Linked DNA regions of Homo sapiens: region 2 is linked to region 1. A link is a loop called in an ENCODE intact Hi-C map of the cell type or tissue named here. Cell type or tissue: A673. All regions are shown on one strand. Each heading gives the region's core, and the rest is flanking DNA. Links, peaks and the distances in the headings are about the cores only.

Region 1 (7,903 bases), core at 1,495-6,494:
ATGGGTGTTATCCATTTCATAGCAAGTACTAACATCAAAAATAAGCCATTGCTTTCACTGAAAGCAAACTGAGTATTTAACGACTGTATCTGAGCACGGCTGAAGAAATGAGATGAAATTTTGGAGAAACACATTGTCCTGACAAAATGTTATTGCCCAGGGTGGAGAGGAGCTAATTATAGCTGTCTAGCAGGGCTGCAGCTGGTGTCTTGAGGAGGGCTCCACAGATGGTGGTGGGATGCGCGTCCACCCCGGGTGAGGGCATATGTGTGTCATTGCTCATCTCTTGCTTGGATCCACAAGCAAAACGGCATTTTTGAAGTAAAAGTGTCCCTGTTAGAACCAGGGGCTATGTATGTTCTGCAGTGAAAGCAAAGGTGAAGAGAATTATGCTAGAAATGTCTCAGCTTCTGTTGTTTTAACTTGTGTGGACTGATTTCAGTCTTCATGTCACCATATTATACCAGACATCAGGAGCCTCGTGGGCTCATTTCCTTTCCAAGCTGACGGTGTCCCTTAACCCTGACTCTGGGTTTCCCTGATGCTGCCTAGAATTCTGACCTCTCCAGCACACTCGATAACCTCCTCTGGATTCAAGGTTCTCACAGTTCCAATAAAGAAAGTCCATGCTGCCTGACACGAGGAAGGTCAGCCATATTTACACTTGTAACTGAATACAGTTGAAACTGAAAAAAATTGCAGAAAAGGTATTTTTAAAAATATTTAGGTTTATGTGAGAGTTGGAGGTTCCAAATATTGCTTTATTCAAACAGCTGGGAGGTAGATGCACCTGACCTTGGTTAAGCTATTTGCACTTGTAAATGTTAGAGTTTGACTGTATTAGTAAAATTATATTCATTAATGTAAATTGCATGCAGTGAAAACTCTGTCTTTCCCATGTGTATGTAAACAGTGTTTGCCTGAATTCGCAGGGCATGCAGTCATTACGAACGCACTCAGATTTTGAAGCTGTATGCACTCTATTCTGGAAGTCATTTAGCTGTGATTCCTCCAAGATCCTTATTGTCAAAGTGCAAAATCAGACAAACAGCAATTTAGCACCATCCAGGCTGAGCACCTTTCACCCTTTGCAGTAGCTTCCAGCCCCAGGCTGCCACCATGGGTTTCATGCTGATGCAGCTTCTGGCCAGGTTTCTATCTTCCTGAGTTTTCTGGAAATACATGGGGCTGGTGGCTGGTGGATGCGGAAGCAGATCCAGGGGAGGCACTGCTGCTTGGTGGGAGGTCTTCACAATCCTCCCACAAAGTCGCTTTTATTTTATCCCTAAAGTCACCCTAATTTGCCTTTTCTTCACTCATCACCACACATGAGGCCCTTTAACATGAGCAAGGATTTCCTACTTTGGGTCTTCACCTGCACTCTGAGTGATTATGGCAGACCCAACTAGCTGTCTTCTCAAAATTCACCCCATCCCTTCCTCTTTTTCAACATAATTCCAATTTTTAAGGTATCCATTCTCTTCTGTGAGCCCTGAGCTGTCCAGCCTCAGAGAGCTCATCTGGATTGGTATAAATCAGCCCAGTGACCTCAGGCTTTTTTCCAGTAATTCATTTAAGCAGGAGAGTAGGCTGCAAATCTGGCCGGGAGACACAGGGGTAGTGTGCTGTGTTGGGGGTGGTGGTGCAGTGTTCCTGGGAAGGTTTTCTTCCCTCCAATAAAAAGAACTGAGGGATAATCAGCATGGGATGTTGGATGAAAGTTTGGAACTGTTGCAGCCATCTTGCAATCAAGAGGAATTATCTCACAAGAACAATCCAGCATGAAGGGTAAAAAGATAAAACTAATGTCGATCTATGAATTGGAGTAGGATAAAAAAAATCTTGGTTTCTGATGATATTTTTGAGCTGTTGAGTTAACCAGCTACTAACTTCAGACTTCTTGTTAGGCGAGACAATATTGTCTTTATACTTAAACCAAATGAATCAGGATTTTCTATAGCTTTCAGCAGAAGAATCCAAAATAGTAGTCTATGCCAAAGGTAAACTGATTATTGTTACTTATTGTATTTAACATTCCCGGTGATCCTCTAATGCCTCAGAAGAATTCAAATTTCTGGGTATAGCCTGGGAGGCCCTCTAAGATCCAGCTCATGTCTCCATCACTAGATTATTTTCTTTTACCTTCACTCCTCATCGCCCCCAAACCCCCACAAACAATGTCCATGCAAAAGCTCTTGCAGATCCCCATCCTGTTGCAATGTCTTCACATGGGCCCTGCAGTCATCCTAGAACATCTTGTGACTGTTGATATATCTGGATTATTCATCAATCCTTCTTCTAGACTCAGCCCAGGTCCTGTCTCCGAGGTATGATTCTCCACTCTTTTCTTCTGCTTGGCTGGGTGGTCCCTACTTGGTGCTTCCTCAGCTCCTTGTGCATCCTCTACCCCAGGGTTGCCTTCCTATGCCCTTTACTATTAGCGACAACGGGAGCCATCCCAGAGGTCATGGCCATGAAAGCCAGAGACAGATCTGGCTTATCAACTCTCCCCAGGCATTGTTGGTTCATGATGCTTAATGGGTGTGACTAATGTGCCAGCTAAGTCTAGGTTAGAGAGGCAAGGCTTGATCACTCTACCATCATCTATGCATCCTGATAGCATGGCACTTTTTACACTGCCATTTTTAAAAGAGTTTTGTTTTTTTCTTTTTCAGTTTTTATTCTAGATTCCAGGGGTACATATGCAGGTTTGTTGCAAAGGTATATTGTGTGATGCTGGAGTTTCAGGTACGATTAAGCCCATCACTCAGGAAGTGAGCACAGTACCCAATAGGTAGTTTTTCAACACTTGCCCCCCTCTCCTCCCTCCCCTTGTATTCCCCAGTGTCTGTTGTTCCCTTCTTTGTGTCTATATGTACTCAATGTTTAGCTCACACTTATAAATGAGAACACGTGGTACTTGGCTTTCTGGTCCTGCACTAGTTGGCTTAGGATAATGGCCTCTAGCTGCATCCATGTTGTTGCAAAGGACATGATTTTGTTCTTTTTATGGCTGCATAGTATTCCATGATGTATATGGACCACATTTTCTTTATACAGTCCACCACTGATGGGCACCTAGGTTGATTTTATGTTTTTGCTATTGTGAATAGTGTTGTGGTGAACATACAGGTGCATGAGTCTTTTCAGTAGAACAATTTATTTTCCTTTGGGCACACACCCAGTAATGGGATTGCTGGGCTGAACGGTAGTTCAACTTTTAGTTTTTTGAGAGATCTCCAAATTGCTCTTCACAGTGGCTAAACTAATTTACACACCTATCAACAGTGTATAAAAAGTGTATAAGCTTTCCTCCTTCTTCTCAACCTTACCGACTTTTTTTTTTTTTTTACTTTTTAACGAAAGCCATCCTGACTGGTTTGAGATGGTATGTCACTGCAGTTTTGATTTGCATTTATCTGGTGATTGGTGATGCTGAGCATTTTTTCACACTTCTTGGCCACTTGTATGTCTTCAGAAGTGTCTGTTCATGTCCTTTTGCCCACTTTTTAAAGGTTTTTTTTTTCTTGTTGATTTATCTAAGTTCCTTACAGATTCCAGATACTAGGCCTTTGTCAGATGCAGAGTTTGTGAATGTTTTCTTCCATTCTGTGTGTTGTCTGTTTATTCTGCTGATAGTTTCTCTAGCTGTGCAGAAGCTCTTCAGTTTAACTGGGTCCCACTTGTCAACTTACAGTGATTTTTAAACTCAGTTTCCATGTGTCCAGTTTATCACCACAGTAATCCACATCCCATAATAATTGTTGGGGACCATAATCAACAAAGGAGGGGAAATGACCTTGTGTTTGTCCTCAGGCTTCTCACTGGGTGACCTGTGGCCCCTTTTGGGTTGGGGTGGGCAGTGCCCCGGGAAAGCTCCAGGCATGCTCTCGGGTGCACTGTCACACTTGCATCTGAGAACACTGCTCGCCGCCTCAGCAAGGGCCAGATCAAGAAGATCCTCACAGCACTAAAGAGAGAGGCACAGACGCCCACCTCTCTGTCCAGTTCTATCCTAATCATTCAAGGAGCTGGGCAAAGCTTGATGATGACAGGGAACTCAGTGTCTCCTCCCAGTGTGTCAGAAGAGAAACAGAAGGCTGCAGGGAGTGAGGCCCAATGCGTGCCGCAGGTTAGAGACCTCTGTGTGCTAGGACCTGGGCCCCCAGGGTAGTCCACCCCAGTCCATTAGGCCATTGCCCATGTTCTTGCCAACACTCTTTTTTGGGCTTCATATATTAGACTATATGAGCCTTTGAGGAAATGGCCTATTTCATATTTTGTATATCTCCAGAACAAAGCAATTAAAAAAATTTCATGTACCTGGCATGCTGCCTGATTTGTAGCCTGCATTCACTAACTCTTAGCTGGAGAGCTGTTAGTTTAGTATTCAGCATTCCTTCTTCTCTTGGGTTTCTCTCTCCCGCTGTGTTCTCAGCACTCTCATGCTATTTCCTTCCTGTTCACACACATGGGGTTTCCTCACCCAGCCAAATCTGGAGTTCATATCTTCTCTCCTAAAGCCTCCCGGCCCCTCGGGAGTGCTGATGTGGAGCAAGACTGGAACCGCTGCAGGGTAGCCTGGAGCCAGTGAGTGATAGGAATCACGTATTACACGACAGACATATATGTGGTCCCCTCTGTGACAGGGCACACAGTGCCCTGGGGAACACAAGTTCACGGGTCCTGTGGGAGGAATTCTAGAATGACAGAGGGTGGTGCATCCACTCAGCCAGCCATGGAGGGGAATTCAGGGGAGATTTCAGAGAGAAAGGCACAGCAGAGCTGGGCTTTGAGGGAAAAGTAGGAGTTTCCAAGGCAGAAAGTCAGGGAAGGGCACCAATGACAGAGGAAACAGAAGTGACGCGGCTGTGATGAGTGAAGAGTGAGCTAGATGTAGCTGTCTGCCTTGTGGCCACAGCCCTTCAGCCCTGGATGGCTGTGTTCCTCGCCAAATGCCACCCCTGCACCCAGCCAAGTCCCGCTGGTACCCAGGGGAGTCATGATCCAAGGGCGCCCACCCAAAGGCTCAGCAGGAATCTCTGACACATGTGGAGAGGTGGAAGGAGAAACTGTCTCAGGAGTAATGGTCAGGAAGAGCTGGTGGGGGTGAGCTGAGAACCTAGATGGGCTGGAAATCCCAGGAAGCAGCAACAAGGGGTAAGCTGAGGGGATGCGTTGGCAGAGAGGAGAACGCAGTGGACGTGCAGAGGAAGCAGTTGGTGGACTGCAGCCTCAGCTCTGGAGAAGGGGCCGGCTGCATTTACTACCCTTTCACAAACCAGGAGTGAATGCTCATTGGTGTGAAGTGACTCCCGCAGGGTGGCAGGGCTTGTGAGCCAGGGAGCTGGGGTTAGAATCCAGATCTGGCCTAACGCCAAAAGTCATGCCAGCTGAAAAAAGCAGAAGACAGCAAATCTAACCCACAGCAAAGTGTTACTTACTGTTCTCCAGAGGAATGCTCAGTGTCATATAAGGAAATAGAGGATCCCTCTGGAGTATAAAAATGACTTTAATATTTACAACAATAATAGTGAACATTTATTGGGCACTTACTATGTGCCAAGCACTGTTCTGAGTAGTTTGCATGAATTATCTCATTTCAGGAGACTTTACTGCATACTCCATTCCAGCACTTATTTTTCCATAAGTTACTCCCCAGGAATTGGGGCTGACTGCTAATGCACAGTAGCCATTTTTCACAGCATCATCTGGTTTGGGGTGGCTGTCAAGTGCAAGCTTCTAGTTCTGGGATTCTTACACATTTTACTTCATTTCTTCATCCCAGCCCCAGTACAAATCAATGGGAAAAAATCAGCAGAGAGGAGTTTGACAAATTGCATGACAACTGACATAAATATTAATAAAATGGTTATGACACAAGATGGTTTACATGATTAGGAGTGTTGGATCTTTTTCAAAGTATTTTCACACTTATATCATTTGTGTCTCATAACACTCACTTTTCCCTGTGAATTTTTGTACTACTGCGACCCATCTGCTTGCTGGTAAGCCAGGGGATGTCCACAGGAGAGAGCTGGGTGGGGGTGTGGGTCCCTGAGGGGACGGCCGCCTGAGCTCTCAGGCTGGGTTACAGCTCCTGGGTCAGTTGTGAGGAATGCTATGTTTCGGAGCATGGTCACTGTGTAATGTACTGCTGATCTCTCCCTGGTTTGGTGGAGTTGCTCTGAATGGGACCAAAACTAGATGGACTCTTACTCTTTCTTTTGAAAATCTCAGGCCCAGGCCAGGCTGGGTGCACCCTGGGGTTTCCCGAGGCCTCACCTTGCTTTCTATTATTTTGGGAATATACCAGAAATAGGATTGCTAGATCATATGATAGTTCTATTTTTAACTTTTTGAGGAACTGCATGCTGCTTTCCACAGCAGTCCGTCTGTTCATTTTTAAGCACAGCACTGCCCTCTCTGGAGGGCACTGTGGCAGCCCTCCTCGCAGGCTGGGCTCTCTGCACTCTCATACCTGCCTGGCATGAAGTGATGGTCAGTGAATATTGTGCCGAAGATTAACCGAGTGAATGAGATGCCTTCAAAAGTGTTGGAAGACCTAGGGAAATTTCCTTTTTCCCCAGAGCAATCTCAAAATCACTCTCTCAACTTAAGACTCCGAGTCTCTCATTCCTGCTCACCCTCTCCCCATCTGCAGAGGCTGAGAGAAAGCTCCTGACCCTACCTAAAACACTGCTTGTACTCAGTGTATGGGGAAACATTTGTGGTCCTGCAGGGATGGGGTGGGATTTGCAAATTTGCTTCACATGCACTTCCTCTGTCCAGCTGAGGCAGTGAGAATTGCTGCATTTCCAGAAATCCAGTGGTCTATAATTGTCTCTGTGAACCAGTTGGCTCATTTCATCCTCCGAGGCCGTGGCTGAGACAGTTGCCTCAATAGAGGTTCCAGCAGCAAATGCGTCATGTTGCAAATGCTCCTCTGCTGTGCAGGTGTCCCTGGGCATAGGACATTCTTGCTGTGGTCTGCACATCCAGCCTGATTTTGGGGGGTAGATTCACTTCTGACAGCTGATCTTTAATACCACTAAAGAAATTATGGTGCTCTCTGCATTCACCTGCTGCTGGATGACTCACAGCTGTGAAGTCTGATGCTATCGCTGCTTGTAGGAAAAGTTTAAACTCTCGCAGTTTGGGAAGAAGCATATGCTCTTGTTACCTAATGTTGGGACACAATGACTTCACTATAGACAGAAGCTTAATGAAAGCAATAGTTGAATTACCCCAACAATGATGGGAAAATGTCAAAACACACAGGAGCTAACTGACAGAGCTCCAATGGACAAAGCTGGAGAAAACTGAGAACAAAATTAAATAAGAGAGTATTGAATTATGACTCAAAGTATAAGCTAAATATCTATGTGTCCATTCTGATATAAACAAATAATTGATAAATAAACAAATGGGAGACAATAGACAGCTCTTCCATGCAGAAGAATCCACCTTCAAAGAGGTGGAAGGTAACTCCCAGCCTTGTACTTGTGGGTTATGCATTGTGACTTCATTCCAAAGAGTATCCTATGGAAAAGGAGAGCAAAGGATACCTTTACAGTGGGGAAACCTGACAGAAGCTGCCATATCCAGGTGTTCTAGGTCAACACCAACAGTGGTTAGTAAAGTTGATAGTGTATACCCATGATATAACATGATGAGAATGGTACTTTTCCTCTGTGGTCTTTCTCTGCAAAACCTATAAGCCCAGTTTAATCACGAGAAGAATGGCAGATAAATCCCTCCGGTGGATGCTCAACAAAATAGCTGATCAGTACTCCTTACAACTCTTAGTGTCCTTAAAAGCAAGGAAAGACTGCAAAACTGTTGCAGCCAAGTGGCACCTAAGGAGACATGATGACAGAATGTAATGTGGGGTCCTGGGACA
Region 2 (6,451 bases), core at 1-5,000, 200 kb before region 1:
CCCACTGACGCTGAAAAAACACTGATTTGTTTCTAAATCATGAAGCTTTGCTGCTTGTCTTGCATGTAGGGCCTTTTAGTCTGTGTGTTGCTGTCCGTGGCCAATGACCGAACCCCTGCATTGGAGCTTGCAGTGAAGCGGACAGCTCCGGCATGAGTCCTCCCCTCCCTTCTCCTCAGCTTTCCCAGAAAATCCTTCCACGTGTGGCCGACTGTGGAGCATGCCTAACTCTGCTGACATGTCTTCCTTGGATGATCGTCACATTTGGTGTCCAGTAAGCCTTCATGAATTTATTTCTGCCTCGGCAGCCTTAATTTTGGTTGACATTACCATGTTGCAAGCCCTGAACCAGGAAGTTGGGGTCTGGTGGCCCCACTGCCAGTTTGGATGAGGGGTACTCCTCTAGGGGAATTCTGAGCTCAGAGGGTCCCCCAGAGTAGTCGAGGGGACCCCAGAGTAGTCAAGGGGCCAGAGGAGGTTTCTCCAAGTGGCCTGAGGGTACCTCCAAGGCAAAGAGGCAGATGCAAATGAGGGAAAGGCATGCTCCACCCAGGAGTTGCAGCTGGAGGGGTGCCCAGGAAGAAGGAAGAAGTGAAATAAGGATGCGCTGGGAGAAGGTGAAGACGCAGTCTCATCATGTATTGAAAGTGTGATTTCACTGTGGAGGCAACGGGAGCCCCTGAAGGAGTAATCTTGTTACTCCTTTAAATATGCACATGCTACAAAATCCAAAAGATGCAGAGGGTATGCTGAACAGTGAGTCTCTCCCATCCTGTTCGTCATCTGGGCCCCTTTCTAGGGGTGCTGCCGTGCCCTGTGTGTTCATGTGGAGCGATTTCACATGAACACAAGCGAACCCTCACACTCCAAGCTGCAGCTTTGTGCTGCTCCCTTGCTGTTCCTTCAGATGCTCATGCCACAGTTGCCCATCCTTCTATTTGTGATGGGCATTTGTGTGCTCCTAGACTTTTTTCGTGTGTGTGTGTGTGTGTGCATGTAGTGTGTATTTTCATGTTATTAAGCATATGTTGCCACGATTACTCTTATAACTCTTATATATGGGAAGACTAGATCTGTCTGTCTGTGGGGCATGGTGGTGGCCAAGGGCTTGGTGTGAGCCTGGCTAGCCAGCCATTCTGGAGGACAGAGCACCCTCAGGAAGCTGGGTTGAGTGCTTGGTGTTCACCAGAGAGTGTTGCAGTCACCTGTTCACCACCCCTACCCACACCCCGCTACCCTGCCCCAGCCTGAGATCCTGCCTAGATCGTCAGCATGCAGTCGAGGGCCTGGCTAAAGTTGATCGTTAATAAATCTGACAAATTAAAGATGACAGGAATAGCCAAATGAATAAATGTTGATAACCGATCACAGAAGGCTTGAGCCAGGATTGCCGTAGCAGACAAAACCCTGTCATGTTGCTCTCAGAAGACAATTATTTATTTAACTTTTAAAATCTTTAGCAATAACTCTAGTCTTCTGTGGGCTAAAAGATCTAGGAAAACAGCCCACTAAATGTCTACATATGAACACAAGGAAGTACTGCCAAGGCGTTCTTTACTTCATTGTCAGTAATAGTGCAAAATCAGAAACAGCATGAGTATCCGTCATTAGGGTAGTGGTTAAGACAAAATCATGGCACATCTGTGCTGTGGAATGCTATGAAGTCATCATAAAAATGAGACTGTTCTATATGTCTACTCATGGAAACAGCTTAAGACTTCTGAAAGCAGCTTTATTAAGATATAACTCACATACTATAAAGTTTAACTATTTAGTCTGCAAGTTAACGGTTTTTAGCATAACTATCACTGCAGCCGATTTTAAAACATTTTCATCACCCCAGAAAGAACTTTTAGCTCATCTTCCTATCTCTCCATATGCCTCCCCCAGTCCTAAGCAATCTCTAGTCTACTTTCTGTCTCTATAGATTTCCCTATTCTGGGCATTTCATTTAAATGCAATTATATAATATGTGGTCTTTTGTGCCTGTTTTTTTCACTTAGCATGTTTTCAAGTTTCATCCATGATGTAGCACGTATCAGTACTACATTGCTTTTTATGGAATGGTATGGCTATACCACACTTCGTTTGTCAATTGATGGGTATTTGGGTTTTTCCCACCTTTTGTCTATTATGAACAATGTTGCTATGAACGTTCACATACAAGTTTTTGTGTGGACATATGTTTTCATTTCTCCTGGGTATATGCCTAGGAGTAGGATTGCTGGGTCATATGGTAAATCTGCATTTAATTGTTTAAGGAACTTCCACACTGTATTTCAAAGTGTCTGCATCATTTTAAATTCCCATTAGCAGTGTATGAGGCTTCAAATTTCTTCGCATCCCTGCCAACACCTGTTATTATCTGACTATGTTATTATGGCCATCCTGGTGGGTGTGCAGTAGTATTTCATTGTGATCTGTATTTGCAATTTCCTGATGACTAATGATGTCAAGCATCTTTTCATGTACTTATTGGTTATTTGCATAATGCTTCCTTTCAATAATGTTCTAAGGGCATAAATTGCTCTTCAGCTTAAACCAGTGAAATCATGGCTCCTTTTCAGAAATAGTCTGAGATTTGTGTTTGATATTTGTTCTGACCCTAGGAGGGCTCCTGTCCAGCTGTCTTATTCACCAGTTCTCTCCTACAAGCCAGCCAGCCTACAGTCTAGGCTGTGTCTTCATTAAATCCATGAATCTCTTCCCAACTGCTTTCACCACAACCTCCACCATTCTTAAGAGTGCTCTTGAACTTGAACTTCTGCACACTCTGTTATAAATGAAATTAATTCCTTTGGGAAGACATAGGAGTTATCTGTTTCAGACCTGCTTCTTCTCTAACTTCTCCCCTCCCCCAGGCCTCCAGGCAAAAATCTCTGAGCCAGGGCTCTGGAGCTGGGGGTGGGGACAATGACAAGCTTCTTTCTGAGGGATACCCCCATTCCAGTAACTGAATGCTTGGCAGGGTGGGGGGCGGTATCCTGGGGTCCTCTCCTGGTGTGGAACCATCACCTCCCGAGTTGGAAGAGTTGCTATCAGGCTGCAGTACTTTCAGTGCACTGTGCCCAAGGTAGAGCCTCAACTCCTGAGTGGAAGCTGGAAGGAAGAGTGGAGTCTCCACTTTTCGATTGCATTCACCCAGCACTTAGCCTCAGCAGCAGGTGGCGGGGGCAGGATGAGAAATGCTGACATCCAACTCCTCGCAGGAAGAAAGCTCTCTGACTGGAAACAGAGGGGAGAGGGAGCCCTGTGTTGTTGGCTGAGGCAGTGTGGAGTGGAGTCTCTGCCTTACCTAGCTGAGAGCGAGGAGGAAAGGAGCTGTCCTGGTTCTAACATCATAGACTCTCCTGAGTATATGCCTAGATATGTGCCTTTCTCACCTATGTTTTATACATTTTCTTGAATAGATGTCTCTTCATTTGCTTTTTGCTACTGTTTTTGGAAATCTTTACTGATTGTGTATTTTAAACCAATTTTCACCATTTTTCCTGGGGACCAGCTCAGTGGAGCCCCTCACGCTGGAAGTTGATCCTCCCGAGATGTCCTTTGATCCTCACTGGCTCATGAGGGCCTGATCTGTGTCCCACGTCTGTGCTGCTCTCTGGCATCAGGCAGTTTCCCAATAGTAGGGGAAAGAATGGGGGTGGGTGACCCTTCCTGAAACTCTGCTAAATATGTGATTTATTTTTCCTTCTATAAAACTTTAGATAGTAAGACAATCCAATTGTAATGATTAAGATCTCACAGATGACTCCCAAAGAATCCAGAGAAGGCAATGGTGTGCTCATGGAACATGGTTCTGGAATTAGAGGAGCTAGTCACATATTGTAGAGGGATTCCAGGAAGAGAGTCTCACTGTATTGCATGTGAGTCACTCAAACCTGGCACATCATCCTGACTTCTGCATCATCCTGACTTCTGCATCATCCATGCATAACTGTCACATCTCTATTTTAAAGCCAAAACAAACAAAGACCCTGCAGTGGCAATGTCATTCCTGAGTCAGAGAGAGATCTGGATCCATGCATCACAAAGGCTTTCTGTGCTCGATGAAAACATTCAAACCTTTTCTGAAATCCAGGAGGTCCTTCCTGCTTACCGTTTTAGCTTCAGTTTTCTTGGTTTTGATTTTGTGTTTCTCTCTGCAGAAGATTGTTTCATTACATTTATTTAGAGCTTTCCCCTGAGAAAATCTCATTCATTCAAAATAGGAGCTTCCCTTTACTGAGTGTGTACAATGTGCCAGGTGCTGGTCTCATTCATTTCCCCAAATATTTATTCATGAATGAATAAATGCTCTTCTGGATACTGAGTGGTACAAGACTGCCATGGTTCCTAGCCTTGGAGTCTACTGGGGATGGCAGAGATTAAGCAAATAATTACTTGAACAAAGTTGTCAAATCATAACTTAAAGTGTAAAGGTGGACATTAGATTACCTTAAATTAGGGATTTCTGTTCAGTGAGGGTTACAGTAGGGAAAACCAATAGGAGTAGGCAAAGCCAGTAAGAATTCCTTCAAAATACAAGGAAAAGAGAGACCGCTGCAATAGGAAAATGAATAAAGGTAATGAATAACAATTCACAGAAATGGAAGCCCAAATGACTAAAAAATCCATGAAAACATGTTCACAATGCAAGTTAAAATTAAAACAAGACAGTGCTTTACATGCAACAGAATAGCAACAATCAGACCAGGGATGGGTTCACATATTGAGAAGGCTGTGGGCTAACGGGAGCCTTGGGGTGTGGACTGCTGCAGCCACCCCAGAGGACTCGGCCCAGTGCAGTGTGTGGGTTGGCCTGGTACCAGCTGCCCAACTCCTCCTAAGCGTCTTGGAGGAACCCTGATCCAGATCCATCAGGAGATACTCGCAGGGGATTGCCTGTCTGTTTATGATACAATGAGGTGTGGGAACTTGGTGTCCACTACAGAGAGCTGGAAATAAAATAAGGTGGAAACAAACTGTGGAATAACACGAGGCAGCACTGAGAAGCAATAATCTAGCTGTAGCTAGAGCAACACGGTACATCTTGAAAACTTATGGTCAAGTGAAAACGAAGAAGAAACAGAATGAGATTTAACATCTGATGTAACTCACATAATTTATGGCATATGTATATCTACCAAACACCACTACATCTTTTACAAAGAGATGTGCATATTTAAGGACGTGCATATTCAATGTATCAAATACGGTGGAGTTGGCTCCCGTGTGCATCTAGGAAATGAGGATGGGAATAAGCAATGAGGGAGTGAGCTGTATGTCTCTATCTCTGTGTCATTTGTACTTATACCTATGTTGACATCAATAGATCTATAAATTTTAATATAGAAGTAGACAGGGCATAGTCTGTATATTGTGGAATATAAACTCATCTCTGCACTCAATGTGCACAAACCACCAAAACAGAATCTTTGAAAACTTACCCCCCAAATGGCACCAATAATGATGTAACTACAATTGTGATGAGGGATCTGCAGGCTGTAAATTAACGTTGGCATCGTACTGGGCTCCTCTGGGGAAACATGTTCTGTGTACCGCTGAGGGCTGTGCACAGAGACGAGTGCTTTTCCTTTTCTTGTCTTCATGCAAACTTGTTGATGGAGACCTGGAATCGTCTGGAACCAGAGGGGCCGGAGTTCACAAGGTGGAAGGAATGGGAGGTGAAGTGAGGGACAAGATGGGAAAAGAATTTGACAGGGTGCTACTACAGGAGGATCTGCAACTCTTTTTACATTTTTTAAAAAAGATAGAAAATGTGAAAATGTGAACACTGCGAGGGAGGTCTCAAAACAATTCTTTGCAGGTCAGCCGGGCGAGAGGCCCCTGCAAACTGCACACCCAGGGAGGACTGCTCAGGCAGCTCCACGTGCTGCTAGCCTTGCGGCAAAGGCGAGCTTGCGATTTCCAGTTACAGAAGGTGCCACTTCATGTTGAGACCCCGGGTGGCCCCAGTCACCCAGTATCCTCCCTTGAGGCCCTTGCAGGCTCCACTCCCATCACTGGGCACTTCCTCTTGCCTCCACCTGGCCAACTCCTCACATTCCTCGGTCCTTGGCTGGGATATCATTCCCAGGACTGTGGGGCAGTGTTTTACTGTGGCCATGGTGACTGTGTAAATGCACTGTGGGTGGTTGCTTGCCCGGCTCTCCCACCAGACCTGACCTCATGGTGTGTGGGAACCCAGCCTTGCTCATTGCCATGCCCCAGCCCCAGGTAGAGTAGCTGCCCCTAAATCTTTGTTGGATGAATGAATGGATGAATGAATGAATGAAAGAATGAGTGAACTGAATCTGCAGTTTCAGGAAAGAGGAGGAGGTGAGCGAGATGAACCCAGAGGACCTGAAGATGCCCCAAGGACACCTCTCCCCTGCTCCATGACCTTTTATGGGACTAGTGTAGACAGCGCAGACAAGATTTCTGACCGGTGCAGGTCTTCCCTCAG

The links. Peaks named below come from ENCODE experiments on the same cell type or tissue, not always from the same donor. Only the 100,000 strongest peaks of a DNase experiment are listed, where the experiment ranks them.
Region 2: a loop joins it to region 1, with 3 times the contacts of the local background. A loop is called at or near these places in 1 of 110 quality-filtered maps.

What each region holds. Positions count from the first base shown.
Region 1 is chr2:129,603,279-129,611,181 of GRCh38, reverse strand. No RefSeq gene overlaps it. Among named protein-coding and RNA genes, the nearest start is that of LINC02572, 270 kb to the left of the region's middle. In A673, for the core only: CTCF peaks have their summits at 4,083 and 6,442; DNase peaks (open chromatin) are centred at 4,491 and 5,321; H3K4me3 peaks cover 853 bases; H3K27ac peaks cover 2,762 bases.
Region 2 is chr2:129,799,222-129,805,672 of GRCh38, reverse strand. LOC107985945 (a long non-coding RNA gene) reads left to right here. Exons shown (of 3, transcript XR_001739711.1): 2 at 70-274. Among named protein-coding and RNA genes, the nearest start is that of LINC02572, 75 kb to the left of the region's middle. In A673, for the core only: no CTCF peak of the experiment used is centred there; a DNase peak (open chromatin) is centred at 2,442; H3K27me3 peaks cover 1,522 bases.